2 separate regions of the Homo sapiens genome follow, and region 2 is linked to region 1. The links are chromatin loops, found by intact Hi-C in ENCODE. Cell type or tissue: gastrocnemius medialis. All regions are shown on one strand. Links, peaks and the distances in the headings refer to the core of each region. The heading gives the core; the rest is flanking DNA.

The links. A loop is a pair of places that touch in the nucleus more often than their neighbours do. Peaks named below come from ENCODE experiments on the same cell type or tissue, not always from the same donor. Only the 100,000 strongest peaks of a DNase experiment are listed, where the experiment ranks them.
Region 2: it touches region 1 in a loop (4-fold over the local background); 3 of 110 quality-filtered maps call a loop at or near these places.

The regions. Positions count from the first base shown.
Region 1 is chr10:110,674,179-110,690,504 of GRCh38, forward strand. The region is part of intron 1 of RBM20 (RNA binding motif protein 20); the gene reads left to right. Among named protein-coding and RNA genes, the nearest start is that of RBM20, 38 kb to the left of the region's middle. RefSeq lists an enhancer at 10,392-10,923. In gastrocnemius medialis, for the core only: CTCF peaks have their summits at 5,724 (motif pointing left) and 7,062 (motif pointing left); DNase peaks (open chromatin) are centred at 5,653, 6,403 and 7,018; H3K4me3 peaks cover 553 bases; H3K27ac peaks cover 2,695 bases.
Region 2 is chr10:110,772,033-110,788,358 of GRCh38, forward strand. It overlaps RBM20 (RNA binding motif protein 20), which reads left to right. Exons shown (of 14, transcript NM_001134363.3): 2 at 8,769-9,852; 3 at 11,334-11,395; 4 at 12,309-12,400; 5 at 12,760-12,857. Among named protein-coding and RNA genes, the nearest start is that of PDCD4-AS1, 91 kb to the right of the region's middle. RefSeq lists enhancers at 2,451-3,650, 2,541-2,730. In gastrocnemius medialis, for the core only: a CTCF peak has its summit at 8,875; DNase peaks (open chromatin) are centred at 8,849, 9,331 and 12,380; H3K27ac peaks cover 3,874 bases.

The DNA.
Region 1 (16,326 bases), core at 3,840-11,839:
CATATTGGAAGGAAGGGCTGGGCTTTAATATCTGTGTAGGATGGAAGTCATTTTTGAGTTATAGTCAATTCTTATGTTCTGTAAAATCCATTAGAAAACCTGTACCCGTATCAGTTCACATATTCTGCACCTGGCTCTCCTGTTCATGGGGAATTGCTTACAACAGGGAACTCTTAAAACCAAGACTGCTGTTTTTGCCCCACTACTTTCAGGTTAGAGCAGGATTCCAGTGTCCTGAAGTTTAAACACATTCTGAGCATCCTCTGAGAATCATTCCCAATTCCAAGCCCATTTCCAGACGATGAGCAGACTTGAATTACATAACCTGTAGCTGCACATTTTTGTCGTGACCACGCAAGCTCAATAATGTCTCCCAAGTCTTGTAGATCACTTTGAAGCTCACTGGATTAATGGTGTTGAATCTGTTTAATCCAAATAATTTGAATTGCATCAGGAAACCTGCATATTAACAAGCTGGTAATAAGTGCAGGCGTTAAGATTGATCACTGCTTAAGTCTTCAAGATCACATACAAGGTCTGGTGTTTTTGAGGCTGTCGATGTACTATATTTTTTAGATTCTTTCTTGATTTCATTCTGCACTCTTGACATTTAAAATAATTTAAATCAATAACTTCAGAATTCTCCCACCGGAGGATATGCCTATTTGATGTGATTGTGTGTCTGTGTGTGTGCACACACTAGCTCTGTATTATTGCCTATGGAGGACATAGAAATATATCATATACTGTCCTCAAGGAGCTTGCAACCAAGTTGTGGGGATAAGGCAAACAAAGTCAAAATATCTAATACACGTTCCAAGGCAGGATGCAATTCTGTATCCATGGTACATTGCTGATTGCTGATGATGCTCTAAATGCTGACTCTAAATGGTGGACTGCAATTTGTCTGGAAGAAGAACAATGGATCATCTGTGTTTGGGGGAGACTTCATGGAGGTGGGATTTGGGGGAGCCTTGAAGAAGTGAGCAAGTTTTGGATAGGTGGAAGTGAACTTACTGGCTATACCCGGAAAAGAGCAGGATGGGAATAAAGGAAAAGAGAGCCTGTTTTGGTGAATAAGTTTAATATTGAATTGTGATAGTCAAAAAAATAGGTAGGATGATGGGCTAGGTTTGGGAGGAGGCTCCAAAGTTAAGAAGCGAGGCTTATCCTTGAGATCATGGCCTTTACCACAACCAGCACCATCATCATTATGAGCAGCTGTGTCTTGCATTCTTATAATGTGGTTCTGAGGACTTTACATGTAGTATCTTATTTAATCCCCAAACAACCTTATGGAACAGATAACAATTGTTATGTCCACTTTATAGCAGAGGAACTGGGATATAAAGAAGTCAACCAACTTCCAGCGGGTAAGGTATGTGGGCAAGCAGGGGTTCAGATGAACTGAATCAGGCAGCTTGCTTTCAGAGTCTGTTCTTCACCACTGTATAATACTGTCTCTTGGTGCTTGTTGAAAGCCCCTGTTGAGATTAACATAGTCCCCCTCAAGTTCTAAGGGAGCCCCGCCTTTCAAGTCAGACAGACCTGGGCTCACATTCTGGCTCTACCACTTACCAGCTGTGACCTTGGAAATTACTTCTCTGAGCCTTGATTTGCTCATTTATGAAAAAGGAAGAATATTTACCTCAGGTTGTTGGGAGCATTAAATGTGATAATATATATAATCATTTAGCAGAATGCCTAGCAGAGAGTAAGCAGGCAGGAAATGATAGCTGCTATGGCTTATATTTCACAGATATATGTAGGGTTATAATGCAGTCTCTGAGAATGAGAAGCAGTGAGGGTGGACATGATTTAGGTAGAGTTTACTTGGTAGTCACCTGCAATGATAATTAGCTAACGGATAGTGGGCGCTGGATTTCTTCTTCTGGAGCATCCCAGGAATGGACTATGAATTCCAGATGTGGTTCTGCTTTGCTCCAAGAACTGACTGCATTTCCTTTTGTCTTCTAAAACCCAGAGGGTGAAACCAGGACATTTCCATTGTACTGAAATTTGGCATAAAATCTGGTGCCAATTGTACATCCCAGGGGCTGAAATCAGGATATGCTGAAATTCCCAGTGTCCTCGCTCTGCTGGTTCCCACTTCCTGACGGCGCTGACAGATAAGTGCCCTGCATCTCACAGAGAGAGAAAAATAGATATTTGGAAGTGGTATCTTTTATTGCCTATAAAGTTAAACAATGCACGAAACAATTATAACCAAGGCAGAGACGTTTAGACAACATGCATAAAAGGAAAAAAACAGTGGAAGAGAAACTTTGCTCTAAGATGAAATGCTAATTCTAACTATCGCTCTCAGAATTTATGGGGCAACATCACTTAGTACTTCTTACACTTGCGTTCCTGCACATTTCAAACTGTTCATATGGTAGTTTTTCTTCTGTATGACATTCTGCAATTGTAGAGTTTTTCTTTATATTACTTCATTCACAAATTTCAAAATTCACAAAGTGTCTATCAATTAGGAAGAACAACTTCTTGTACTTTTCTGATTTGCAGTCTCCTTGGTTGTGACAAACCTATTTGTTCTTGTCCCTGTATCGTTGATATAATCCAACTTGGCTTCTTTGGAAGCAACAAATGCTATTTTTTTTGCTTCAAATCCAATATTGGTTTTTAAATTTGTGGATGCAAGAGGCTATAAAGAGGTTTAAAATATATGTAGCTTGAAAATATTAATGTTTTTAAAAAATCTCAGAGTCACTTTAGAATTTTAAAATTTTCAAGTAAGGCTGCAATCAGATAGATACTTGTAGACTGTCTTAGGCTGTTTTCTGTTGCTTTTAACAGAATTCCTAAAACAGGATAATTTTTAAAGAAACCAAAATTTATTTATTATAGTTATGGGGGCTGAGAAGTCCAAGGTCAAGGGGCTGCATCTGGTAAGGGCCTTCTTGCTGGTGGGAACTCTGTAGAATCCCGAGGTGGCATAGGGTATCACATGGTGGAGGAGGCTAAGCGTGCTAGCTCAGGCCTCTCTCCTCTTATAAAGCCACCAGTCCCACTCTCATAATAACCCATTAATCCATTAACTATGAATATGTTAACCTATAAATGGATTAATCCAGAGCCCTTATGACCCAGTCACCTCTTAAAGGCCCTATCTTTTTTTCTTTTTTCTTTTTTTTTTTGAGACACAGTCTAGCTCTGTCACCAAGGCTGGAGTACAGTGGCTCCATCTCTGCTCACTGCAAGCTCTGCCTCCTGGGTTCACGCCATTCTCCTGCCGCAGCCTCCCGAGTAGCTGGGACTACGGGTGCCCACCACCACGCCCAGCTAATTTTTTGTATTTTTAGTAGAGATGGGGTTTCACCGTGTTAGCCAGGATGGTCCCTATCTCCTGACCTCGTGATCTGCCTGCCTTGGCCTCCCAAAGTGCTGGGATTACAGGCGTGAGCCACCGCGCCCAGCCAAAGGCCTCATCTTAAAGGGGACAAATATTCAAACCATAGCACAGAACTATTTGGTGCTAAATGGTATTTTGGGAAAACTGGAGTGTTACATATTGTTTAATTTTTCCAAATTTCTGATAAAACGGAAGATCTTAGATAGTTGGTGTGTTCGATGGGCATGTATCTCATGTTACTTGTCTTCATGTTGTAGACATCTCTCTAAAAATAATGATACCAACCAGGCTGGTAAAATGGCTTTCTGAATTGTTTTACTCGAGTCAGAGGGGATTTGCACCCTCTAGATGTTGCTCCTTCACAGCTTAACCCTCGGGGAACTTCATTTTTAATTCATTCAACTGAAAGAAGTATTTACTGAACACCTATTATGTGCTAGGTGCTGTCTTAGGTGCTGAGTGATGAATGGAATAGGTAATTCTTATGGATGGAGCTTCCTGTCTAGTGAGGAAAACTAACATAAACCAAAAAAATAGGTAACTATAAAACATAAACTGGGATAAATAATATTAAGGAAAAGAAAGGATTTCTTTCAACCTTATCTTTCTTATAGACAATGTGGGGAAATAGAGCTATGGGAGTACTCAAAAGTTTATCCACACAAAACAAATCCCTATAAAAACCTAACCAAAGAGCAAAGATTAAATGTAATTATGCAAAAAAATGTTTAGGTGTCAAGGCATTTAAATACATTACTTTGCCATTAAGTGGCTATGAGGGTGTCACTAAATGGAATTCTGTTTCAAGACGTACTTGAGCTCATAGCATGTTGAGACCATGATCTTCTCATAATTTGGTTCACTTTGATTAAAGCAGCATCATGCCCACTGCAGCATCATCAGAGAAAGGATCTCCTGAGTTAAGGACACCCATGGAAAGCATCCTATTGTGTGATTTCTCCCTTATTGTTCATTTCTGGGAAGGTACAGTTTGGTTTTGGAAAGCACTCTTGAGTGTGCAAGGCCGGGGGAGTCTGGGGTCTACTCTTCATCCTGCCACCCACTCCCTTGATCAATGAACTTGGCTTCTCTGAGACTTGGAGATTTGGTTTCCACATCTGGAATATAAAGGTGTTGAGCCTGATGACCTTGAAAGATTTTTCTAGGTCTAAATTTTATTACAGAAGCAGTGGGCAATAGGAGAATGTTTGGTGGTAGATTCACTTCATATCTAATGAAGATGTGACATTTTCATGATATGCTGCAGTAGAGGGAGCACTGGTCCAGGAGTCTGAAAGTTCAAGCTCAGCAATACAGAGACTTTTGGAATGACTTGGTTTATGTTCATTCAGGCCTGGAGCACAGATGGGTTCATGCTTTGCTGCAACCCACACTTGGAGATAAAGAGGCTCTGCAGTGGTTTAATATGCAGGTTCTCGGTTCAAATCCAGGATACTCTGCTGAGGAGCCATGGAGACCTGGGCAGGAAACTTGGCCTCCTGGAGCCTCAGGCTTGAATATATGAAATGGAGCCTCTGCTTCTTATTTATAAGTACTCCTGTCTTCCTCCCAAGGTTGGCACTAGGATGAAGGCTGTATAAAGTGATTAGCACAGTATCTGGCACATAGTAAGTACCCAATAAATGCTCATTGTCCTTTTTCTTCTTTTTTTTATTTTTAATTTTTTTTAGAGATAGAGTCTTGCTCTGTTGCCCAAGTTGGAATGCAGTGGTGTGATCATAGCTCACTGCGGCCTTGAACGCCTCGGCTCAAGTGATCCTCTTGCCTCAGCCTCACGAGTAGCTGGGACTATAGGCACGAGCCACCATGCCCAGCTAATTTTTATTTTTTGTAGAGACAGGGTCTCACTATGTTGCCCAGGTGATCTCAAACTAGTGGCCTCAAGCAATCCTCCTGCCTCACCCTCCTAAAGCACTGGGATTAGAGGCATGAGCCACCGTGCCCAGCCTCTTCTTGTTAATAATTATCATAGTTCCTGTTATTGCAGTTCTTAAGCTGGGCACATCATGTAAGCCCCTATGTTTTGGTTTCCTGCTTATGGTGTCTGCCTCATGGGGTTGTTTTGAAAATCAGGTGTGACTTTATGCAAGGGCTTTGCGAGCCCCTGGATCCTCTCTGAAGGGCTGGGCAGGCAAAGCCACAGGCTGGCAGTCTGTCTGTCTGCAGCGTGGCTGTTTCCTGAGAGAGGGCTTGGCTGAGGGCTGGGAGGCAGGTCCGCCTTCCTCTAGCCCTGATGGACTGGGGCACATGCAGACGCACTTCCCAGCCAGGCAGACAGACCCAGCACACAGATGGCCACAGCGGCATTCACTTGGTGATTGTCATTCACAGCTCATGCCATCTGGTGCCAGAGACGGTCGGCGGGCACCTCAATCTCAGTTTCATCCCTGGACTGACACTGCCCCTTTTAACCTGCTCTTCTCATATTTTGAGATAAGGGCACAGTAGGACAGCACTGTTTCTAAATGACTTTAAGAACAATTATTTAGGCTAATTAAAAACAATGAAACCCAGAAACTGTGAGTGGTGGCATTAGAGCCGGGAGCCGGGCACCTGTTGTCATGCAGGCTGTCCTGGGGGAGAGCAATTAGTTTGTTTGGCAAAACCACTGGAATGTTCTTGGTGGGGGCGGAAGTTCAAGTTTGGAGTGGGTGGTGGGTTTGCTCCTTGGATGTGTTGCCTCCTTCGGAGCAGATGGAGTCGAAAGAATTTTCAGAGTGGGGAGGGGTGGCACTGGCCAGGGAAGGCCCACAGGGCTGTTTTCCCTGTCTGAATGGTCCATTCATAAAATTGCCTCCTCTTTCTTCTCCTGATGGCACTGGCCACTGCCTGGTTTCCCCCATCTCAGGGGTTCGGTTCTCTCAAAGCTGGGGGAGGAGGAGCTCGGTCAGCTAAAAAGGTGGTAGGAGCCTCCTTCTCCAAGTCTCATCTGTTCTCCTGGGCTGGCATGATGGATGGCCTCGGGCTGCTGGGTTGTGTGTTCAGTGGCGAGCCAGGATTTGCCAAGGGTGTTTGGCTAGCTCGGGGACTGACACATACGGCTAACTAGCGTGGGCTGTGGTGCGCTGTCACGCAATGCGTGTCACCTGGGGGCGGGGAGGGTGCACGCCTGGGGGAGGCTGTGACCCACCTTTCATAGTGGGGCTTGGCAGGACCTTCTCCTTCACCCCAGCTTTGATGCACCTATACCAGGTTTGATCAGTAAGGTTGGAGGAAGACAGGTGCTTCTCGAGGGTCCGTTTGCTCAGCTGCTTCTTGCTGGGGACAGCTGCACCTCCATATTTCCTTCCTGTTTCTCTCGTGTGCTCCCCTCTCCCCACTCATTTCCATTTACTTCTCTTTCTTTTCCACTTCTTTCTTCTTCAGTCTGTCTCTTATTCTCTCTCTGTATTTTTGCGTAATTACAGACATGACTTGTTACATTCGTGAAAAATCTTAAGTCTGCCTGGATGGTTTCTGTCTAGGGGGCACTTGCTTGATAGAAGAGAAACAGGGGCACCTTCTTCTCGCACATTCCTCACTGACCATGCAGGGACAGCCTTTGAGCAAACAAGGGAGAGACCTCTGCAGAAGGCATTTCACTCCCTTGTCAGGGCTGTGCGAGAAGCTGGTGACAGAACTGGCCCGGAATCCCAGGGACACACTGTCTCCCCCTGCTGTTAGACCACGTCTCCTCGCAATAGGGTCTGCACCAAACCTCCTCCTGCCAACACTTCCAAGAAAATCTTCACATCCACCTATCTTTAAGGGTTAGTTTAAGCTTTGAGAAATGGCACAAGAGAGATTTAGATGTCTAATTTCATCCTCTTGTTTAGTACTTTATATTTAAGTACATGAAACCCTAAACTGTAAGGTATTTGTAAAGGCAGTATTGGTTGAGGCATGCTCTCTGCTAATCTTTTCTGCCTTCAGGTCACTGGCTTGAAGTGTCAGTGACCTTGGAATTATTTTTGCAGTTGCTTTTAAGCCCTGTAAAGACACCATTGGAAGGTTGAGGCTGGCCTAGAAATGGCAGCTGCTGCTGCTCCCCGTTAGCCTGAGGTCGGGTGAGGAGTTCATCACAATTACTGTTTAACTTTTTATTTTAAAATGATTTTAGACCTACAGAAAATTTGCAAAAATAGTGCAGAGAGTTCCTGTATGCTTTTTACCCAGCTGCACCTAGCGTTAACATCTTGGATAAGCCATGATACATTTATCACAACCAAGAAAAGAATATTGGCACACTATTAATAACCACACTACAGACATTTTTCAGATTTCAACAGTCTTTTCATTAATGTTTCCTTTTTCTTTTCCTTTTCTTTTCTGCTTTTTTTTTTGTTGTTGTTGTTGAGACAAAGTTTCGCTCTTGTTGCTCAGGTTGCAGTGCAATGGCATGATCTTGGCTCACTGCAACCTCTGCCTCCCGGGTTCAGATGATTCTCCTGCCTCAGCCTCCTGAGTAGCTGGGATTACAGTTGCCCATCACCATGCCCGGCTAATTTTTTTGTATTTTTAGTAGGGATGGGGTTTCACCATGCTGGCAAGGCTGATCTCGAACTCCTGACCTCAGGTGATCCACCCGCCTCGGCCTCCCAAAGTGCTGGGATTACAGGCGTGAGCCATCACATCTGGCCTTCACTAATGTGTTTTTCTATTTCAGGATGCAATCCAGGATCCCACCTGGCATTCGTTGTCATGTCTCCATTAGCATCCTCCAGAATATGACAGTACCTCAGTCTTTTCTTGTTTTTCATGACCTTGACATTTTTGAAGAGTATTGGTCACTTATTTTGTAGAACACAGATGGAGCCAACTTTTTCTATCTAGGGCCAGATAGTAAAGAGTTTTCGCTTTGCAGGCCACATGTTCTCTGTTGCAACTACCCACCTTTACTGTTGTGGCACAGATCAGCCTCAGACAATATGTAAATAAATGAACATGGCTGGGTCTCGGTATGACTTCATTTATGGAAACGGGCAAAGGTTCACATTTGGTCCTTGGGCTGTAATCTGCCAACTCCTGTTGTGAAAGATTCCTGGATTTGAGTTTGCCTGATGTGTCCTGATGATTAGATTGAGGTTATGTGTGTTGGAAGAAGATTCCCAAAGAGGGGATGTGCCCTTCTCAGAGCATCACTTAATTGCTTGCTTAAGGTGGTGTTAACTGTAAAGTTAAAAGCTGCTATTTTTTCTTTGTAATTAAGAATATTTCAGGGGAGCTACTGTAGGATTATGCAAATATCCTGTTTCTTTTCAAACTTTCACCTGCTAATTTTGGCATTCATCTGTGGAGCTTGCCTATAATAGTTATCATTGTCATATTCTAACAGTGATTTTCCATTTCAGTCATTCCTTCTCCATTTATTATTTGGAATTCTTCTGTAAGGAAGAGCTGTTGTTCCTTCTTCCTCGCTTGTTTATTTATCAAGTATTTATGTCAGTATGGAGTCAGATATTTCTTTTACTTTTTGGGTTATGATGATCACAATTTTTGATTGTGTCATTGATCACAATTTTTGATTGTGTCTAATTCTTGTGATCAAGAATTAGATGAGAGCAAAAAATCCAAAAGTGGTTGCTAAGTGTTGGGCTTTTTTTGTTCTCATCGAATTCTTGACCACCTTCTTGATTTCATAGTCAGCTTTATTCTAATTACAACTTTGTGGGCAGCCGGTGCCCTAAGACCTAATAGGTCTGAATTTCATGAACTTGTTAATGGCAGAAGGCAGTTTTATTTTTTGGCTCAAAGCACTGGTCAGATTTACAATTTCAATCTACAACACAGCTGGTGCTGGTTGAGTTGCAGTAAGAGTGTCCGCATTAGAGCGATTGGAGCTGGTAATTGGTTTTCATTAATTTTGTGTGCAAGAGGAGATTGGTAATGTTTTCTCGTAAATGCTAGGTCAGGTTTGCATTTTGAGAGTGGTTCCAGTTATTATCTCTCCCTATCCTCTTATTCCTTAAGAGCTTCCTTTTTGTTCTGTTATTTGTTGGGGAAGGTTATTTAAGAGTTTAAAACCTTGCTTCAGTGAAGAGTTAAAGCGAATTGAGTTTTGTAACTTTTACTTGCTCATTTCTAGATTAAATTAAAATGTCAGTCTAAATGATTTTGCCTCAATTGGAGAGCCAATCAAGACTTCCAATTCAACTTTCAAAAGCTATTTGACCTGTTTTAAAAAACAAAATGAATATGTTGAGTCAGTTTTTTAAAATAGGAGAAACTTCTATTTCTATCTACAGTTGAAATTATTCTTAAGGTAACTGTATGGAAGATTAGTGAAATGATTGATGAATGTGGCTTTTATGTTTTTGTGGGTTCTTTAGATGATTTCAGAAACTTGTAGCTCTTTGCTGGAAGATAATGGAAGAAAAAGAAAAATCAAGTTATATCCTGTGACTAAGAACAGAGTTGTATGCCTCACTCTGAAATATTTTTAATTAACTATATTTTGGGGCGGCGGGAGATGAGTAAATTCATTCAGCTCTTAAAGAAAGTCATGGAAATAATTTTTCTACAGTGTCAAGGAAAACATTGACAGACAAGAATTGTCATTTGGGATGGGCGCAGTGGCTCATGCCTGTAATCCCAGCACTTTGGGAGGCCGAGGCAGGTGGATCGCCTGAGGTCAGGAGTTCGAGACCAGCCTGGCCAGCATGATGAAACCCTTTCTCTACTAAAAATACAAAAATTAGCCGGGTGTGGTGGAGCACACCTGTAGTCCCACTACTCAGGAGGCTGAGGCAGGAGAATCGTTTGAACCCGGGAGGCAGAGGTTGCAGTGAGCCAAGATTGTGCCATTGCACTCCAGCCTGGGTGACAGAGTGAGACTCCATCTTAAAAACAAAACAAAACAAAACAAAACAAAACAAAAGAAAAAGAAAAAGAAAACAGAAATTGTCATTTGCCCAAGATATTGTTAGAACAAAACCAAACCAAAACAACACAAAAAACAACAACCAAAAAATAATATGGGGAGTTTCTGATTTGTCTTGGTACAGAATTAAAAGCCTCATAAACTACAGCTTAATTTCCACCCTCTTTAACTAAAGAAGTATGTGCTACAAAACACTGTAGAAGTTCAGGCCAGTTTCCACTCATAATGGGAAATTGCATGCAAAATTCAGGCATGCTGTTCCTACTTAACTTGTTCATCTTGCTCCATTGCAGCACTGGATGAAAAGTGAGGATTTTAATACTTTAAAAAAATTTACAAGAGAAAATCGTAGACTTTGTCACCATGTGTTTATTTCACTATCTGGGATGCAGCCTAAATAAAGTTATGAGTCAGATGTAGACCTCTTGAAGCTTGGGAGCACTCCGCCGGCCCTGCCCTGCCACCACGCACACACAAAATGTGAAGGAGACAAGTAAAGAGAACTGCTGGTGAAACAGCTGGATGATTGCGGTGGATCCTAACATCTTGAGAAGTGAATCTGTTTGCAAAAGCTTTAGCACAAGGAGAGCGATCTGCCTGAATTGCGGTAGAGAGTGTTGTTTGCGCATTTGTAAAACGAGGCGAATGACCCAGCTGTTGGCCGTAGGGGCCTTTGCTGTCCTTCCTGGGGTTTGTGGTCGCTGCCGAGGATCAGCACTTTCACACGCGACCTTACGCATTCCTTGTCATCTTGTCCTTGGCGGGCCTGTCAAAAAGAAGTTATTTTGAAAGCGTATCGCTGATTGCACATTTTATTCCATAAGTGCTCAGCGCGTTTCATGTAACTCCTGGAGGCCTCTGAGATAAGAGTGGAAAAGTGCCCTGTGCCCTTCTGAGTGGTGGGTGATCTATTTTCGACTTGGAGACTGGTGACAAAGCTGTCTTCTGTCAGGTCAGACTCGCAGGGACTTTCTTGTTTTCTGTTCCTCTGTTGACAGCTGTGCCTGTGTTCAGAATGGTCATGGGGTAGCTGGAAGATAGCTCTGGCATTTAAACACCTAGATAGGAAGGAGACGATGGAATGTATTTTTCTTTGCTATTTTGGTTAGCAAGTCCCTAGTAGTCCATACTGAGAGGGGAAGAAGCAGAGAGACCTTTGGGAGGGCGGGCAGGAAAAGATGTCCAACTTCAGGTTTAGAAGGCACAGAGGGAGTTCTACCGTTGGTATATGGTATAGGTATTTTTAATGCCTAGAAAGGGAATGGCTGGAAGGAACATGAAAAATAAAGGTTGGAATTGAGGTAGCCTTGGGCGGGAGGGTCGGGAGGTGGGTTCGGGCTAACGTGAGTAACAAGATCAGGGCAAGACTTTTTTTTTCGGTATGCTTTGTGAAACAAATTGAAACTAACACACTGAAAATTGCATTTTTATAATGCTTTTACATAATGCAGGATCTTTGTTTTAAAAGCACAGTGACGCAGGCTGACATGATAGGAGAACTTTTAAGAGACCCTTTAAATCCTCACAGGTATTTAACGTAAGCCTGAGCGTATAGCTCGGATGGGGATCAGTTTAAATGCTATATGTATTCCCAGCATCTTGCATCCACATTGAATAGCTGTGGAGCTTTGACAAGTTCTTTAATCTCACGGACCTTACTTTTCTCATCCGCAAAATGGAGCCCAGTCCATTCCTGCTTCAAAGGGCTCTTGTGAGGGCCCAAGGTACAGCGCTACATGACAATGTCGTCATGACTCTTTAAATATCCTATGAAACCTGTGATAGAAACTTGGGCTCTCACTCCCAGATCTTACTTTCCTTACTCTTTATTATTACTATTTATTTATAGTAGCTAGTGACTAATGATGAATGATTCTTCCGCTTGGCCCCCCTATAGTTAAGGTCATGGCTTCCTTCAAGAATCTGATGGAAGTATGAGCCTCCTTCCCCCGATCCCACCCCCACACAATTTAGCACAGAATGCCAGTAATTCAGTCTGAAGCCCAGTTAAAACTCTCTGATTTTAATGTGCTTTTTAAAAATGGAAATTACACATGGTAGCGCACGCCTGTAGTCCCAGCTACTTGGGAGGCTGAGACGGGAAGGTTGCTTGAGCCCAGGAGTTCAAAGGCTGCAGTGAGCTAGGATCCCACCACTGCATCCAGCCTAGGTGATGGAGCCAGATGCTGTCTCTAAAAAAAAATAATAAAATATAAATGGAAATTACAATTTTATCTAAGAGATATTTTTACAGATGTCTGGAATTTGGAAATTTCTGCTTATAGGCATTTCTATCCATCATTTATTTTTACAGTAAAAGAAATAGGCCGGGTGCAGTGACTCATGCCTGTAATCCTAGCACTTTGGGAGGCTGAGGCAGGCAGATCATTTGAGGTCAGGAGTTCGAGACCAGCCTGACCAACACGGTGAAACCCCGCCTCTACTAAAAATATAAAAATTAGCCGGGTGTGGTGGTGCATGCCTGTAGTCCCAGCTACTCGAGAGGCTGAGGCAGGAGAATTGCTTGAACCCAGGAGGCGGAGGTTGCAGTGAGCCAAGATCATGCCACTGCACTACAGCCTGGGTAACAGAGCGAGACTGTCTCAAAAAGAAAAAAAAAAAAAAAGAAAAAATTTGTGTTCCTTGTATAAGCACAGTGCTTTTCTAGTACTGTCCCAGTTCAGCTGCCTATGGCAAGATTGTAAACTATGAAAAGTAAGAATGTAAATTAAACACAGTGAAAAGCTGAGTCATATGGTAATGTCTAGAAAAGTAGTAAGATACTAAAAGTATGTAAGTCAAAGAGGCCCAAATTATATTTTCCTTTCCATCCTTAAAATGTCATAGCTAACTAGAGGGTTAACATTTTTTAAGTGCTGAGTCCAATCAATGTGATTTAAATCATCCATGATATATTCATAGCTGAATGATTAAGTTGGATGATGTGACAAAACACTTAACTTGTATTTATGGTCATTGATGATTTTACGCATTATTAGAGAGAAGCATAGTTACACCCAATTAAATATAGACATCTGATCCAGACATCAGTTCTGTAATTTCATGGGAAAAAGTAAATCTAAACGAGCAAAAAATGTCTGGGTATTAACTCCAGTCTGATGGTATTACAAGTTTTCCCAGTTAATTAGTAACACATATTATAGAACAAATGTTTGAAACAGAAATCTCGTGATTTTGCGTAACAAACCAGGAGTTGAGCTGGAAGTCTCTGTTCTCCCACTGCGTTGCTGTGTGACCTTGGGCAAGTCACTTGACCATTGTCCACCTGTGATACAGGGGATGTGACTACATATCTCGAATGAGAAAAGACTTCTTCCCATGTTAACATGTTTTGACTTTACATCAATTGTGTCATTGCTGCTTTTTTAAAAATGTTGCATCAACATTTACGATACATATAAAAAAGGTACACAAATTTTAAGTGCATAGCTCATTGAATGTTTACTCTTCTAACCAGCTCCTAGATTAAGAAATAAAACATCAACATCCTAGAAGTCCTCCTTGTCCTTCCTCTGGGTCATGAGTGCTACTCCTAAATGGTTTTGTGTGTGTGTGTGTGTGTGTGTGTGTGTGTGTGTGTGTGTATGTGTGTGTATGTGTTTTAAAAAGGAGAGAGAGAAATAATGAGTTGATAATTTTTAGAAATTTGGTGGTCTAACAAATTAAAAATCAAATATTATTCATTTGGAATCCTAATAATCCAGTCCACAATTCCTTATCTGCAGTTTTGAAATACAAATAGCTCTGAAAACAGAGAGGTTTTTCTTAAAGTTTTGAGCAAAAGTATTTGGCAACAAAATCTGACTTGATAGGATGAGAGGCTGTTTGCAGTCTTTATTTTTAATCTCACATAGTGTGACTATTTATGCATTTTACTCAAGAAATGTTCATGTGTTTAATGCTATGGTTCTGGCCTGGACTCTACTGGGTTCAAAGTCTAGCACATGCATCATACTTGTTTGTTTTTCAAAATAAAAAAGATTCTAAATTTCACCAAATTTGGCCCTAAGGATTTCGGATTCATACCACAACATAATTGTTTACACGTTGATGTCCCAACATTTTTACTGCTTAGATTTGTATGATTTTTATCTGAAAAGTAAAGCAGATATAGTTCTAGTTAACTGCTTGGTGCATTATCAAACATCCTTCTTCCAATCCTGCATTTAAAAAAAAAGCACTGTTACTTTGCAATAATTTTAGATTTACTAAAAAAGCTACAAATCAAGCACATAGAGTTTCCCTAACTTCCCCTAATGTCAATACCTTACATAACCATGGTACATTTTTCAAAACTAAAACATTATTAATGTTGGTACAATACTATTAACAAACTATGGACATTATTCAGATTTCTTCAGTTTTCCCACCAATGTCCTTTTTCTGTTTCATGATCCTACCCAGGATCCAACATGGCATTTAGTTATCATTTCTTCTTAGTCTTCCCCAGCCTATAATAGCTTCTCTGTCTTTCCTGTTTTTTTTTTTAATCTCCTTTACAGTTTTGAAGAATAATAGGATCTTATAGAATGGCTTTTAGGCATTTTTTTGTTTGTTTGCATGTATTTTAAAGTTTTTAAAAATTAAACTTTGTATTTTGAAATAATTCTACATTCACCTGCTGTTGTATGAAATAATATAGAAGGACCCTGTGTACCCTTTATTCCGTTTCCCCCAATGGCAACATCTTGAAAACCATCACCTGATATCATAACCAGGATATTGACATTGATAGAATCAAGATCAGTAGATCCTCCAACCAACTCAACTCTTGCACTCCCTTGGTTCAGCACGTGCTGACTGGGGCCTCCCATGAGTCAGGCTCTGCTGGAGGCCTGGGGACACAGGGGTGAGTGAGAGACAAAACCTGCCCTCATGGAGCTTAGCTTCTAGGAAACAGACATAGCAAGTAAACACATGCACAAACAGTATAATGTCAGCTAATGAGTGCTATGAGGAAAAATCAATCAGACTAAGGACTCAGAGAAAGTTGGAAATCCATGGGCCAGCCTTCCCTTTCAGCTCTATTGGCCGGAGCTCAGGGGCAGGTGCCTGCTTTTGATGGGAGAAAATATCAGTAACAGTTTAATTGGTGTTTTACAGTTCCATCATGTATAACTATTTTATATCTTTGTTGGAAATCCACACGGTTGTTCTGTGCTGGTAGTGCGGGTCTTTAAAAATCTAGGGAGTTTGTTTGTTGGGAAATTCCGTGGAAAGCCTTGTTTCCGATGCTTCTAGTCCCACAGTGTAGAGTCCCTCCTGTTGGTGATGGCATTTTGTACATTTAGTGACAATTGGCATAGAGTATAAAGCCTTTTACAAGTCTAAAGTAGCAGTGTTTCTATTTCTTGGTATTCTTCATATCATCAAGAAGCTGTGACAAAATCAGAGAGGTAGAAGCCAGGGAAGATTCTGGATTGCATATATTTAGATGGGCTTTTCATCTGATTGTCAATTTGTGTCACTCATAAAAGAGATATCTTAATTTTAAGTGCTTCCAGAAAATGGGAATGAAACAATGCTTAAATAGGGCCTTCAGATCAATTTATGGAATGATATCAGTTATCTTAAAAACCCTGGAAATGAGTGATTTAAAATAAACAACTATGGCCTTTTTTTATTGTGGTTAAATAGATACATAACCTAACTATTTTTAATTGTACAATTTGACTAGGCATGGTGGCACACACCTGTAATCCCAGCACTTTGGGAAGCTGAGGCTGGAGGATTGCTTGACGCTGGGAGTTTTAGACCAGCCTGGGCAACACAGTGAGCCCTCCTGTCTACTAAAAAAATTTAAATTAGCTGGGTGTGGTGGTGTGTGCCTGTAGTTCCAGCTACTTGAGAGGCTGAGGCAGGAGGATCGCTTAAGCCTAGGAATTTGAGGTTGCAGTGAGCTGTGATAGTGCCACTGCATTCCAGGTTGTGCAATAGAGCAAGACCCTGTCTCAAAAAAAAACAAAAAAACAAAACCTGTACAATTCACTGACATTAAATAGGTTCACAAAGTTGTTTAACCACCCACACTATTTCCTTAACTTTTTCATCA
Region 2 (16,326 bases), core at 4,761-12,760, 99 kb after region 1:
AAATGGAAAGATTTCCCCTAACCCCAGAAGTCAAACCAGCTTCCTCAATTTGAGACTGCACAAAACCAATTAATTTTTGCCCATTGTGGATTTTCTTAATAATTGCATCTCCGACAAACCAACTCCTGTCCTAAATGGATTTGAGCCACATTTCACTCTGAAAGCTGTGGGTCCATCTGGGAAATGTCTTTGTAGATGAGAGAATTTTATAATAAAGTATTTTTGGTATTTCATTTACTAAATCTTCAGGGATATAGGTAAGAGAGCCTCCGTGCTGAACTGACTGCCTAACAGAACAAGGTTAGAGAGAATGAAATTATTTCATGCTGTCTGGCCTGCAACACATGCCTCTGAACGAAGCCATATACAGTCGCGGGTCGCATAATGATGTTCTGGTCAATAACAGATGGCATATACAATGGTGGTCCCATAAGATTATAATACTGCATTTTTACTGTACTTGTCTAGGTTTAAACATATTTAGATATGCACAAATACTCACCATTGTGTTCCAGTTGCCTCCAGCATTCAGTACAGGAACATGCTGTGCAAGTTTGTAGCCTAGGAGCAATAGGGTATATCATATAGCCTAGGTGTGTATGTACACTCTATGATGTTCGCATGACAAAATTGCCTAACAACACATTTCTCAAGACATGTCTCTATTGTTAAGCAGCACATGACTGTATATATAACAATGGTTTCTTTAAAAGCACTCCCAGGAGTGGCCAGGTGCAGAAATAGCTGAATTTGTGAGCAATGATAATGATAGTTAATATAATTATCATATTTTCCAGAGCACCTGCACATCACGTTTGATCTTTACAGTGAGTGGAACAGACATTACGATCTCCATTTGACAGATGAGGAAATTAAACCTTAGAGTTATCAGATTTCAAAGGTGAAGGGACCTTAGAGATCCTTTCATCCAGCTTTCTCATTTTACAAAAAAAAGAACTCCCTGAGATCCAGGGAAACTAACTGACCTAGGATCCCACAGGGAGTGAATAAGGGCTGTTGGGCCAGGCCCAGGTCTTCTGATTTCTAGCTTCCTGATTTTGCACTCCATTGCGCTATTCTCAGTCTTCAGTGTGTTAGAGGAAACTTGGTAGGTTATGCATTTGTTCTTAAGGAGAAATTTTGTTGATATCAGTCCTAGGCACTATTTTATAAATGCACACATGTGGAAAAATCCCTTATTTTCCTGCTTTTTTTCTATATATAGATACAGGCAGATACACAGACAGATAGACACACCACATGTGGATGTCACTGGGGAGATGAAGGTGGGATTGAACTTAGCAGAGTCTCAAAGGGGGCTTCAGCTTTATCTGTCAAATATTCTTTTATTAAAAAATTTTGAAGCAAAATGACCATTACAGTAGCATTTATTCATTTTGGATAATGGGCACTGAATTCATAAGTGTTTGTTTTCCTCTTCATATTTCTGTATTTTAAAATTTTCAAAAAAAACCAAATATGGATATTAAAAATAAATTCTCACCTATAATACCATACCCTCATTTTATAAAAATAAAGAATATTTTCAAAGAAATAAAAATGGTTCAGAAGGATGGAAAGAAAACTATACTATGGGACTCGTTAGTTAAGTTGACATTAATCCTCTGCTTTAAGTCTTTCCTGTGATGACACTAGCAGAATGTGTATCATTTTCTCTGCATTTGCTGCAGGATCAGTTCTCTTTGGCAGGTTTTGAGCCGTTCTAATAAGTCCAGCATGAAAGGCAGGCCTCTCGTGTCAGTTCTAAACCCACCAGCTGCCCCATTGTGACTGCATAGTCCCCTGGTTCTGAGACTGTGCTCTGCCTGATAAGCGACGTACGGAGCACAGTGGACTGAAAGCCCGGGGATCTGATACCAAACATGTTAGTTAAACTCATGTTTAACTAACCCAAACTCATGTTTAACTGGCCCAAAGGAAGTAGGCCCAGAAATGTGGTTTTTGGAGCTCCCTTTAATGAACGTGTAAACAGAGGATAGAATATTGGCCTTACAGTTTAAAAACCCTCCTTCAAGTCCCAGTCAAGTCCCTTATTCACTGGATGACCTCACACGGTTCATCTGATCTTTCTTGGTCTCAGTCTTCTTACTATAGACTGGAAATGGTCATATTTGACTTAGCTGTCCATATGGCTGTTCTGGAGATGAGACAGCTAATGAAGTGAGAACACTCATTAACACACCAACTGAAAAACACAAAACAAAAGAGAGATGATAGGATTATATTGCTGTTATGAATCATTCCAAGAGGTGTCATGGTGATATGAATCATCATATGGTAATGTCATGGCTAAGGCCCAAACACAGAATAGCAGCATTGACCCAGTAGTCTCGAAATTAGTCACAGAGGCCAAGCTAGTGAAGACCCAGCAGCCCTATTGTTATCAAGAAAGAGCACTATCCAAAAGGTGTGTGGCCTCATCTTCTCCTTGCAAAGAGAGAATTCATCTGGTATATGTTGATAGGCGTGTATCCGACCACAGCTACCTCCATCAGCCCTGAGGACAGAGGCAGCCTGCATTCCAGTCCCAGCTCTTCTCTGTCTCGGTGTGTGACTTAGGCGGTTTCACAGAGGACGCCAACTTCATTGGCTTTTGCGGTTTTTTGTTTGTTTGTTTTTTGTTGTTTTCTTTTTGTTTGTTTTGTTTTGTTTTTGTCTGTAGAATGAGTGAGTTAAACTAAATTGTCTGTAAGGCCTCAGCTCACTCTTAAAGTGTGATCACTAGCTAGAGTTTGAACTTTAGCCCCAATATGACTGTTGTGTTGTCATTGTCACCTTTGTAACCTGACATTCAGGAATGTCCCTCTCTAGTTCATATTCTGACCTAGCTTCTGAAAGCATTATAGCAGAGTTGAGAATTTTTGATCTAGGAAAGATAAATATTAAAAAGAAATTCCCACCAAAATACCATAAATAAGGAATGTTTTAAAGAAAAATGGTTCAGAAGGAAGGAAAACTATAATGTAGTTCTTGTTAGTTAAGTTGACATTAATCCTCTCTTTGCTTTAAGTCTCTCCTGTGTTGACACTAGCAGAATGTGTCATAAAGACATGGAAAGATCATAAATTCTCAACTCTGCTCTAAAGATCTGACCTTCAGCGTTGCATTTATTTGGCCACACCTTTATAGTGTGGTCATACCTAGAAAATATTTTCTTGCCTGGTCATCAGCCCTCTCACCTCGATTACTTTCTATATTTTAGCACAAAAGAAGAAATGGCGCATTCACCACTCAGCCAGTTGCACTGGAAGTGAATTTAAATTCCTGAACTGGTTATCTTGGAAGATATTGTGCTTATTGCAGATGTGGCCGGTGCATGAGTTTAGGCACTACCATGCTCTGGGCTGTGGTTCTTGGCTCCTGCTTCTGGATGGCTGGACATTACCAGGAGAGAGCCTGCTGATACATCTACGCACATTCACTCTACTGCACTTCAGCTGTGTCCTTGTTATTCCACAGCCCTTTAAGTCCTGGTTCACCAACCAGATGTTAAGACTCTCTTGGATCCCTCAAATCCCATCCCCATGCCTGCTGCCTCCTCTCTCAGCAGTTGCCCACTCCTTATCTTCTAATCCTCTTTTCTCCCTATGATGATGATAGTGACCCTGTAGCTCCAACTACTGGGTCCTCACAGTCAGTCCACTCCTGCAGAGGAAACTGGAGGGTGACCAGGAACCTTCAAGTCAATGTGGGCCACAGACAGGAACCGTCTTTAAAAGATGGTTAAATGCCCGTGGTTTACGTAGGTTGGCTTTCTTTAAGCAAATAAAGGAAATGCATTGCTTCATGTCCAGCAAAGTACAGGGTGGATTCAGGAGAAGCTGGCTCAAGGCATTCCTAGGAAGTCATCAAGGAGCTGCCTGTACCTCTGTCTTCAGGCCAGCATCTTCTGAGTTGGCTTTATTCTCAAGCAGGCTGTCATTAAGTGATGGCTTAACAACAATTTAGCAACCATGGCATGACAGAGAATCATGCCTGATAGCTCTAACAAAGTATCCGAGAGTGTTCCCCCATGAGCCAATCACTGTTGCCAGAGGGATGTGGTTCTTGGACTGGCCAGGTCTGAGACACGTTGCTTGGGCCCCTATTTGTGCAGAATTGGCCCCTGACTACATTCCCAGAGGGTCTTTGGATGTTTGGTCAGATGGTCTGTACTCTGGGGGGATCAATTCATACCAGCAAGGTCCAGTCAGCCCCTACACCTACCACCGCCTCTCTAGTGGAAGCCACTTTTGCATCTAATTGTCTTGGGAATTGTGTTGGTTTTCTATTGCTGCTGTAACAAATTGCCACAAATTTAATGGCTTATAATAACATACATGTATTATCTTACAGTTCTGGAGGCCATAAGTCCAAAACCAGCCTCACTGGACTACGGTCAAGGTGTTAGTTCCTTCTGGAGGCTCTAAGGGACAATCTGTTTCCTGGTCTTTTCTAGTTTCTAAGAGGCTTCCTGCATTTCTTTGGCTCATGGCCCCTTCCTCCATCTTCAAAGCCAGCAGCAAAGCATCTTCTCTCCTCTCTGACTTCTGTTTCCATCCTTATATCTTCTCGCTGACTCTGATCCTCCTGCTTCCGTCTTAGAAGGACTCTTGTGATTACATTGGGCATACCAAATTAAATTCAGAAATTCAGATAATCAAGATCTTTAATTCAATCATGTCTGCAAAGTCCCCTTTACCATGTAAGATAACATATTCACAGCCTCTGTGGGTTAGAATGTGAACATTTTTATTATTCAGCCTACTGCAGGGATTATCCACTCAATTTAAAAACCTGAACTTAGACAGAGAAAGAGTGTACTGAAGCTCCTGCATTGGAGTGGGAAATTGTAGATAGTGACCTAGGAAGGTGACTTTGTACCTGCTTGTAGGTTTAGTTTTATTTGCTTCTTGGGTGTATTTAGATTGTCCTTTTTGAGCTGTTTGTGGGTTTTTCTCCACAGAATTGGGTACTCATAAAAGAGGTGTCCATATTGCCTCAAAGCCACCAGATTCTGATGAGCCATACCCCTTATCTTCCTTCTTCATTTTGTTCACGGCAATTACTTTGTGCCCATAAAGTGGGAGGCAGTGTGCTGAGGAAATACAAGATTCTCCAAGACACACTCCTTTCTCTTGTGGAACTTATGTCTGGTGGAGTAGAAAGGCACGCACGCAATTATTTTTAACCCAAGGCACAGGATGTGCTGAGTGATATAAAAGTGACAAACTAAGGAGTGGGAAGACAGCAGGAGACATCAGTTCCAGCTTCCAGGGGTGTCAGATCATGCACCCCAATTTTTGGTTCAGAAATATGATCACTACTATATGCACCTCAATTTCAGGTTATTAACTATTGCAGGCTAAGAATTTTAGGGCTTTAAAAATAGTATGATGTGTTTTTTCTTCTTTGTCTAGGGTGTTTGGATGAAAGCAGGTGCTCAGCTCTGATGATTCATGTGAAATCACTTCTACTCAAGGTTGACTAAAGTTGGGAATGATGAAAATTTCCTAGTCAAAGCAAAAATTAAGAAGAAAACCTGGTTAGTTTTCTTATTTTTTGAGGAATCTGAATGGGTTAACGTCTGTAACCTGGGCCATACTCTGAAAAGGACAGGTTTCCCATGGCTGACCTGCAAATACCCAGCATGGCTGGCTTTCCTAGTTGGAAAGCCCTTCCTCACGTGTCCTTTCAGTGGCAAAGGGGAATCTCTACTAAGAGCTCCCTCCTGCCCAGAATGCAATTTTAGAAAATAGAGCTGACTTCTCTGGGAAAAACAAAACCAACCTTGTCTTACTCTGGTCATGGAAACCAACTTGGCACCTCATTATCGCCTTGTTAGCAAGAACAGGCTGTATGATGGACAAACCTGGGAGGAAGAGTTGGCCCTGTGTGGCCACGGTTTTGAGTTAAGCTTAATTGCTTTTCTAAAGCTCAGCTACTTAATACTACACAAGTCAAAATCTATCATCAGACTCTTGACCATCCATTCTCCTCTTCCTTCCGTATTCTTGCCTACATAGACATTGGTCGCTCCCCATTCTGCTGCTGTTGAATTTGTGCTGGGTCACCCAGGGACCCCCAAGGCTTGTTTGCAACCAGCCCGGCTCCCCAAAGGAGAACAGGGCTGTAACTACCTTTAACTTTCAGTGCCCTCTTCCCCCATATTTTAAAATGCAGCCAGCCTGTTCTGCCCTTGGAGCATAGCAGGGCTGCTGGCTGGGGAAGGTGGTGTCTTTTTAACAACTTATAGGCAATTTTTGATTTTTCATGCAAATGGGAAAGAATAACAAAGGCATTTTATCTGGCTCTCAAATGTGCTTTGTACTTACATTTAAATGTGGGTGTGCCTGATGTTCTGGGAACTCCCTTCCAACAAGACAGTGTGGCAACCCATGTCACTTGCTATGTCTCCCTTTTCCTCCTCAGCTGAGCTAGCTCCCAGCCTCTCTCGTTTTTGTTCCATTATCATTGGATTTTTACTGTACAGAACCTGTGACAGTGGAGACTAAGGTGTCCCAGTTGTGCAGTGTCTACCCTGTACTGCCTAAGCATGCTTATTGTACAGCATGCATTGTTTATGGCAACTCCAATTTCCAGTTTTCCAGTCCCCTTCTTCCCATTCAAATGTCCCAGAATTCCAGTTCATCAACATCCTGAACATATTTCCTGATGACACCCACTTTTCAGAGGGGAATTTAAAACCTGGAAAATGTGGTCTTAACCAAAGATTCCCTCCCTGCCTGTGGTAACCACATATCCCAGATGTTCTGGGAAAGTCTTTCCAGTTTCCAGACCATGCACACTGATTTTTGGTCCAGAAACCACTATAACCAACCAATATAGGTCACATGAAAGACACATGTCAGACGGACACCCTTTCTGCAGTAAGATTCGGTGAGAGTCTGCTATTGTCCCCTACCTCAAATTCAGATTTTTTTACTTGTAATTTTTTGGTTATTCCTTATACTAGTTAGGTTTGAGAGCTCAGTTGAAGGGAACTGTGATATTGTGAGATTTGGTCTTCCTCAGGTTTCCTAGCATAAAACTCCAAAAGTCTTTGGAATCGGATAAATATCTTTTTGTATGCTAATAAGCTGACAAATGTCTGGCAGCCCCTTAGGTATCTTTAGGATGGGGTCTGGTTACTGGAAAGACCACAGCAGGATGGAAGGGTTGGGACTTTCAGCCTCACCCCTAACCTCAGGGAAGGAGAATGGGGCTGAAAGTAGAGTTGATCACCAATGGCCAATGATTTAATCAAACATGCCTGTGCAATGAAACCTCCGTAAAAACCCAGAAAGGACTGGGACATGTGGAGGTTCCTGGAGAGGGGGGTGCCCGAGAGGATGTGGGAGCTCTGTACCCCTTCCCAAACACTTTGCCCCATGCACCTCTTCCATCTGGTGTTCATTGGCATCCTTTGTCATATATCCTTTCTAATAAACCAGTAAAACTAAGCATCTCCCTCAGTTCTGGGAGCCTCTCTAGCAAATTAGTCTAATTCTGATTTACAGCCAGTTGGTCAGAAGCATGAGTAAAACAACCTGGGGCTTGTGATTGACATCCAAAGTGGGGGGACAGTCTTGTGGGGCTGAGCCATCAACCTGTGGGATCTGACGCTTTCCCCAGGTAGTGTCAGAACTGAATTGGCAGACACCCAGCTGGTGTCCACTGCAGAACTGGTTGCTTGCTTGGTGTGTGGAGAAAACCTCCCACACATCTAGTGTCAGAAGTGGTTCGTGTTGTGAGAGTATAGGAGACGCTGAATTTGTTTGTGCCTATATTCAGACAGGAAGACAATTCATGTTACTTTTGGATGTGAAATGAGGACAAGGATGAAAATGTGTTTGGCACAAATGTAAACACGATTCACTCTGTAGGCAATTGTTAAGCCTGCCTTTTTCACTTAACATTAGAGCATATAGATTTTCTCATGTCATTAAAGTGGTTTTGTTTTTGTTTTTTTGTAACAGAGACTTTGGCAAATTCAAGATAATGTTTACCATTGGCAATCACGGGGAAGGGTGAGGTGGGGGGAGCACGTAACCAAGGGAGATTTATCGTATTGGAATGCTCTCTGTCTTAAGCTTGGTGCTGTGTACTCTTTTTTGAATGTCCTAAATGTTACATAATAAAGTAGAAATTTGAACACCAATAGTAATGGTTACTTAATATTTTATTATGTTGGTGTATCATAATTTCCTCAGTTCAAATCCCATCTCGCTATTGTTGGATATTTGTAATTTTCAACTTTGGACTCTTAAATAGTATAGTATTAAGCATCTTTGGGTATCAAATTTTGTCTGCATTTGAGCTCATTTTCTCAGTTTTGATTTATATAATTGAATTCCAGGGTCAAAGAATATGGCTATAATAAATGCATTTTGTTAGACTATCTTTTAACAAAGCTGTATGCGTTGATTATCATTGACATTGTGCCTATTCTACTCTCTCTCCAACACGGAGTGCCATTTTAAAAAATTGCTATTTTGCTAGGCAAATATTTGTTTTGAATGGTTTTAGTTTATGTTTCTACTTACTAGTGAGATTGAACGTTCTGTCATATAATTTTTCCATTGGAGTTTTTTTTTTTTTTTTTAATGTGTATGTGTGAGCACAGGTTTTTGCAGATTCACTTGTATGTGGGACCAGTGTGGGAAGGTCTTGTTTATGTGGGAGGGGGGACCACAGATAACAAAGAACAGCCCCTTGCCCCCCTCATTGAAAACCAGCTGTGCATCTAGACCTCTGTCTTCCCACAGTGCCGCCAAGCTCCTGGACAAGAACCCATTCTCGGTCAGTAACCCGAACCCTCTGCTTCCTTCACCTGCCAGTCTCCAGCTGGCTCAACTGCAGGCCCAGCTCACCCTCCACCGGCTGAAGCTGGCACAGACAGCTGTCACCAACAACACTGCAGCCGCCACAGTCCTGAACCAAGTCCTCTCCAAAGTGGCCATGTCCCAGCCTCTCTTCAATCAACTGAGGCATCCGTCTGTGATCACTGGCCCCCACGGCCATGCTGGGGTTCCCCAACATGCTGCAGCCATACCCAGTACCCGGTTTCCCTCTAATGCAATTGCCTTTTCACCCCCCAGCCAGACACGAGGCCCCGGACCCTCCATGAACCTTCCCAACCAGCCACCCAGTGCCATGGTGATGCATCCTTTCACTGGGGTAATGCCTCAGACCCCTGGCCAGCCAGCAGTCATCTTGGGCATTGGCAAGACTGGGCCTGCTCCAGCTACAGCAGGATTCTATGAGTATGGCAAAGCCAGCTCTGGCCAGACATATGGCCCTGAAACAGATGGTCAGCCTGGCTTCCTGCCATCCTCGGCCTCAACCTCGGGCAGTGTGACCTATGAAGGGCACTACAGCCACACAGGGCAGGATGGTCAAGCTGCCTTTTCCAAAGATTTTTACGGACCCAACTCCCAAGGTTCACATGTGGCCAGCGGATTTCCAGCTGAGCAGGCTGGGGGCCTGAAAAGTGAGGTCGGGCCACTGCTGCAGGGCACAAACAGCCAATGGGAGAGCCCCCATGGATTCTCGGGCCAAAGCAAGCCTGATCTCACAGCAGGTCCCATGTGGCCTCCACCCCACAACCAGCCCTATGAGCTGTACGACCCCGAGGAACCAACCTCAGACAGGACACCTCCTTCCTTCGGGGGTCGGCTTAACAACAGCAAACAGGGTTTTATCGGTGCTGGGCGGAGGGCCAAGGAGGACCAGGCGTTGCTATCTGTGCGGCCCCTGCAGGCTCATGAGCTGAACGACTTTCACGGTGTGGCCCCCCTCCACTTGCCGCATATCTGTAGCATCTGTGACAAGAAGGTGTTTGATTTGAAGGTGAGTTGTCCAAGACAGGCTGGGAGCCACAGCTAGAAGCCTGGGCAGGCCTTTCCCCATGACCCAACTCACGCTGCCAATGGGCAAGGAACTGTTGCATTGGGGTAACAGAATTTTGCCATCAGTATTCTTGACTAAAATCACAGGTATTAGGACCCATAGGAATTTCAGAAATGTATCAGGACCAGTCCCTTGCTTGAAGGTGAGTCAGAAATTCTTACACACTTTTTCTAGATGAGAAAGCTGAGGCTGAGTAGGGGAGCAAAGGACCCCACCTGGGTTGCAGAGAGAAGGGGCTCAGGAGTTTCCTGCCTTCTCGTGGAGGGCTTCTCCCCCGTAGTATGCCTAGAATCTACTGCCCCTTGAGTACCCATATTGTAGTGAGTTAGAAAAGAAAAAAAGCAGAATTTTGGATCAGGGGAAACAGATTAATTCCCCCTTGGGACCTAGACAAATTATTATAGAGAGCCTCAGCTTCCCCATCAGCAAAATGGAGGTAGAGTCTCATGACACCTTCCCGGTGGTTGGGAAATGCTTTGAGTTCCTGCAAACAGAGGTATATGATAGTATAATGTCCCCCCAAAAAATGTATTGCAGATGCAGTGAAATATTTTGAAGCAATAACAATTATAACAAATACCATATATTAAACCCTTTCTGTGTGCCAGCAGTAACTCTTATGAGGTAGATATTATTATGATTTTCATTTTACAGATGAGAAAACTGAGGCCCAGAGAGATGAGATGACTTACTCAGCCCCTTCTCCCCGCCACCTCCCCAGCTTGAAAGTGGCAGAGTGGAGATTCAAATGTGGCCCTGACCCTTTCAGAGCCTGCACCATTTAAACACTGGGCTGTCCTGCCTCCCATCTCTCATCCTGTCCAAAAGCATAATAATGTCCTTGCAGAGTGTGAGTCACACTGCAGCATGTCATTCACCTCTGTTTGGGTCACACCATCCAAGTGCATCCCTGTGACCCAGATAGGACATGCCCTCTGACCTCTAGTCTTGGGAGGGGACTAGCTGACACGGGGAGGTGCTCAAGGATTTTGTCTCTCATGAACCTTTTCTAAGGCTTTGTAAGTCACTGTGAGTCTACCTGCCAGATTCTCCCAACTGGATATGAAATAGGTGGGGTCTTCCTGGGGGAAAGGAGAAGGGGTGGGAGGTGGGAGGTAGGTGGTGGGGGCAAGGGTCCATTGAGAGGGGTAGAGGGAATCCAATTTGTGAGTCTGGGCTCCTGTTCAAGATGGGCATGAGATGTATGGATGAGGAGCTGATGGAGCAAAGGCTGGATGGGGAGGCAGGAACAGTGGGAGGAGCCTGGGAGGGAGAGAGGAAGGGTGGAGGGATGTGTCTGCAGGGGTGGTCCAGCCTCTGGGCGCTCTGTGCTCCCTGCCTGACCAGTGTCTCTGTGCTCATCCTTTGCCTTCCCATGGACTCAGTTCTACTTTGGTCACTTTTCTTTCCTTCTGACCTAGGACTGGGAGCTGCATGTGAAAGGGAAGCTGCACGCTCAGAAATGCCTGGTCTTCTCTGAAAAGTAAGTGCTGTTCAGGAGGACAGGCTCATGCGTAGGCTCAACACATATTCACTGAGCATTTACTGTGTGTCACACGCTGTTTTGAGTCCTGGGGCAATAGCAGAGACCAGAACAGGCAAAGTTCCTGCCCTCAAGGAGCTTGTGCTTCACAGGGGCCAGGGAGATGATAAACAAAATGAACAAGAAAATTACAGCATCCCTGGTGGTAAATGCTAGGCAGAAAACACCAGGCAGAGGCCGGAAGTGCGTGTGTGCGTGGGCGTGTGCCTCCCTTTTCTGGCTTTCATTTTTTTCATTGTAGTCAAGTTCACATAGGGCTTACTATTTTAAATACTTTGAAAATACTTTGAAGTATACAATTCAGTGGCATTTAGCACATTCACGACATTGTGCAAATGTTACCACTCTCTAGTTCCGGAATATTTTCATTACTCCAAAAGGAAACCTCATACTCATTAAGTAATCACTCCCTATTCCCCCTAAGCCAGCCCCTGGCAACCACCAATCTGCCTTCTGTCTCTACGGATTTGCCTGTTCTGTACTTTTCTGTAAATGGAATCATATGATATGTGGCCTTTGGTGACTGGCTTTTTCTTTTTTACTTAGCATAACATTTTCAAGGTACATCCATCCATGTTGTAATATGTACAACCTTTCTATGACTGAACAATATTCTATTGCATGTATATATCACATTCTTGTTTATCCATTCATCTTTTGATGGACATTTGGATTGTTTCCACCTTTTGACTATTGTGAATAGGGCTGCTAGGAAGGTTTGGGGACAGTTTTTGTTTGAACACCTGTTTTCAACTATTTGGGGGTCTGCACCTACGAGTGGAATTTCTGGGTCACATGCTAATTCTTTGTTTAACTTATTAAGGAGCCGGTTTCCCTTTCTCGCCCTCTCCAGTGCTGGCATCCGGTGTATACTTGGTTCGGCAGAGGGAACATTGTGTGCTTCTCCCAACAGCACAGCTGTTTATAACCCTGCTGGGAATGAAGGTGAGCAAGGCCCTACAGGTCAGCAGCTTGAAGCAGAAGTGGGCTACCCACAGGCACATTATGTCCTGTCTTTAATAACCAGGACTTCCCTGATGTCCCCTTCTCACGGATGTAGAAAGCAAACAGATCCCAAGACACTAAAATGCATTGGGCCTGCTGTCTGGGCCCATCAGTATTCTCTGAGATACTTGAGACGTAAAGCTTTGCTGATTATCAGCATGTCCAGAGGTACAATCATGCCAATCACTAATAATATGTGAAGGGGAAAGGTTCAGTTTTCTATGCCTGCTTATGTCCTAATAATGACTTTTGATGTTACATTCTGGGTTTTCACTGACTTTGTGTAATTCATCATTTAGATTATGCCTCAAATCTTGGAACATCATACGTGCCCATTCCAGCAAGGTCATTCACTCAGTCAAGCCCCACATTTCCTTTGGCTTCTGTGGGGACAACTGTGAGTACGGAAACATTTTCTCTAGAAATTAATGAAAATGATTATTAGTTTATTTATTTGTTTGTTTATTTGAGACAGCCAGGCTGGAATGCAATGGTGCAATCATATCTCACTGCAGCCTTGAACTAACTCCTGGTCCCAAGTGATCTTCCTGCCTCGGTCAACCAAAGTGCTGGAATTACAGGTGGCCAAAGTGCTAGGATTACAGGTGTGAGCCACCATGCCCTGCCTCAAATACCTCTCTGTGTGCCAGTCACCCTGAAATGCTTGTTGCTTTCCCCAGCACTGTGTTCTTCATGCTCAGTATGCACCTGACATGCCACAGGCTGGGAGGATGTTAACACTTTTTTTAGTGGAGAGTTGGCTGGCTTTTGAGGTCTAGACCCATTTATACCTGGTACCCTTCAATTTTCCACTCTGGGAATTACACTTCTCTAGTTTCCAAGATGACATGACCAGAAGTGAGGTGAGCATGTGACTCAGGCAGCCAAGGAGATCATCACACTTTCTGGCCATAGATTGGTTCATGAATGGTGTATGCCTGTAGTCGCAGCTACTTGGGAGGCTGAGGCAAGAGAATCACTTGAACCCGGGAGGCAAAGGTTGCAGTGAGCCGAGATCGCACCACTGCACTCCAGCGCAGGTGACAGACCGGGACTCTGTCTCAAAACAAACAAACAAAAAAACCATTTTCTCCATTGTCATTGTTGTTGTCAAGCGTTTGTAGTATCACCTGCTATATCTGGGCCTAGAGGTGCTGACCTGGCTTTGTGTCATTCAGAAAAACAACCCCAGACAGAAGTGAAGAGCTGTTTAATCCAGTTCATCTAGTATTGAAACACATGACTTAAGAAGCAGACATAAATCCTTAAAATTCAAGGCATTCCTGGACTTTCTAGCATTCAGCGCTGGCTTAGAAAAAAAAAAGTTGGAGCTTTTTATGTTTTTTTAAGACTATTTAATGTTTTATGGAAGTAGATTATTTCCTATGAGAGGGTAATTTTGAAGCTTGAACCAGAAAGTGTGTGAAAGTAAGGACTACGCACCAGTAGCATTTGTTGGCCCCTTGAGGAACTGGTTTGTGCTGTATGATGTTTTTGTTTGTTTTTAGTTTTGCTGTCTCTGCAACATACATTTTCGTCCTCCAAAGCTCCTAAGCTTCATCTCTCCTTTTTCACCAACGGTGACAGCTCCTCTTCTCTCTGGGGTTTCAGTTGTTTTGTGCCACCACCCTACACCCCCATCTGACCTCTTCTTCTCCTCTGGGCAGGAGAAAGGGGAGTGGGAGGAAAACTGACTGTAAAACAAATGCATTTGTCTGAACCCTGCTGGAGGGCACCTGTTTGTGTGCCTTAGCCTGTGCCTGTGCTTTTGTGGTGTGAGTTGCTGCAGCCTCTTTCTCTCTTCTCCTGCGAGTGAACACAAGCTCACAAGAGCATGTCTCCACGTGCTGTCCCCTCTACGTGTTGGCATTGCAAAGCATCAGGCCAGTAAGCTGTGAAGTGCAGCTCTCAGGCTCTGAGGAGTGAGTAAGCGGAAAAGCGAGGTGGTTCATGATGAGACGTGAGGCCTGCCTGAGCCCAGGCTTCTGTTTATTTGTGTGTGTTGATCTGTGATGTTGAATAGGAGAAGCGCTTCGAGAGAGCCCCTGTCTGGAAGCCCACATTTTGGTGAAAGAGAATTTTGTGGTTTCCCTCTCTGCACTCTGCTCGCTCAGAGCCATGCCCAGGTCAATGGCAGCTTCGGGTCAGTCCCAGGAGACTGCAATGGCTAGATTCAGTGAGGCCTGTCCTCTGAGGTCAGATTCCTGGTAACATGACCTTGTGTCCTGATGGGGGTGTGGGCCATGGAGGCACCTCTGTGCTCACAACCCTGCCCTGAGACCCCACTCCAGGCACTGAAGGGGAGGAACTGTGACCACGATGGGGGAGGCTGGATTGAGTGTCAGGTGGGCAGGGGGCAGGGCTTGTAAATTGACTCCAACCTGGGGTCTGGGTACGGGGAAGAGATGGCATTAACTGAGCCCCTCCATAAAGGGGGGTGGATGGGGAGAGGAGAGACACAGGCAGGACATTCTGCAGTCTGTCCCAGGCCTCTTCCCCACCCTCCAGCGCTGCCCATTGAGCCAGAGACCCTTTCCTATGGACTTGGCTCTAGGGACCTAAGTTCAAGTCCTACTTTGGGAGCCACTTGCTGTGTGTCTCCAGGCAAGTCACTTTACTTCTCTGAGGCTCTGTTTCCTTAAGTGGGAACAATAATGCCTTTGGAAGATAAAGTAAACAACTGGATTTCCATCCAGCTTGTGTAATTTATTGTTTTGATTATTCCTCGAATCTCAGAACATCCCATGCAGCTCTGCAGCCCAGGCTTCTGGTTCAGTGGCCAGCGCCAGACAGTGGGAGCAAGGCTTGGGATAGATCCAGTATTGTCCTGCCCTTGTGAGGATCAGATGAGATAATATCAGGGACAATGATTTGGGAACCGTCAAGTACATATGAAGTAACCATGGCTGTTCTTGAGTAACGAGCGCTTTTAACCCATTTTGGCTGTGAAGAGTCGGGGGGAAACCCATGCTGTCTAAGGCTGGCTCTGTCTGCTGGCCATAGGATTTTGTCCGAGTCTTGGTATCAGTGTTCCCCTTACACAAATCTGTCTAGTAATACCCAGGGTCACACTTGCTCCACCTTAGAGATGTTTTGAGGTTCCCATGGATGTACTTTTAAATTACGTACCAGTGGGCAAGCACAAGCTATCTGATGATTTGTGTGTTGATTCTAATTAATTCCTCGAAGCTCTGAGTGCCACTTCCTCCGAACACCTAGAGATGGGGAGTTTATCTGGCTTGAGCCTGGTGAGAAGCAACGCAGGAAACATTTTGCTAGGAGCTAGGAGGGGACAGAGACCTAGGGGACAGCTCTCTGCGAGGAGCTAGGAGGGGACAGAGAGCTAACATTTTGGGAGCTAGGAGGGGACAGAGAGCCCCAGTCATTGTAGGATGATAATAAAAACAACAGCCAACATTTATATAGTACTCAATATGTTCTTAGCATTTTTGTTTTGTATTAGCTCATTTAGTCCTCTAGACAACCCCATGAGGTGGATACTATTATTATCCTTATTGTACAGTTGGGAAACTGAGGCCTAGAGAAGCTTAGTACCTTATATGAGGCCACATAGCTGGTAAATGGAGGTGGTGGGATTTGAACCTAGGCAGCCTAGCTCTGGAAGCCTCATTTGTAACCACTAAGCCCTGCAGCCTCTCTGCGAGGATCTGAGGGGTCTCTTCCTTGCTGTGATCCTCCTCTTTAGTAAGCCCCTCTCACCTCCCCCTCTCCCTACCCCACAAGCCGCTTGGGAGGTTCTGAGGCTGCGTTGCAGGTGACAGGGACTTCTCTGGCCTTGGCCACCCATGGAGCAAGATGAAGAGGCCAGCCACACCTGGTATCCACATTCTTCTGCACCCTGACAG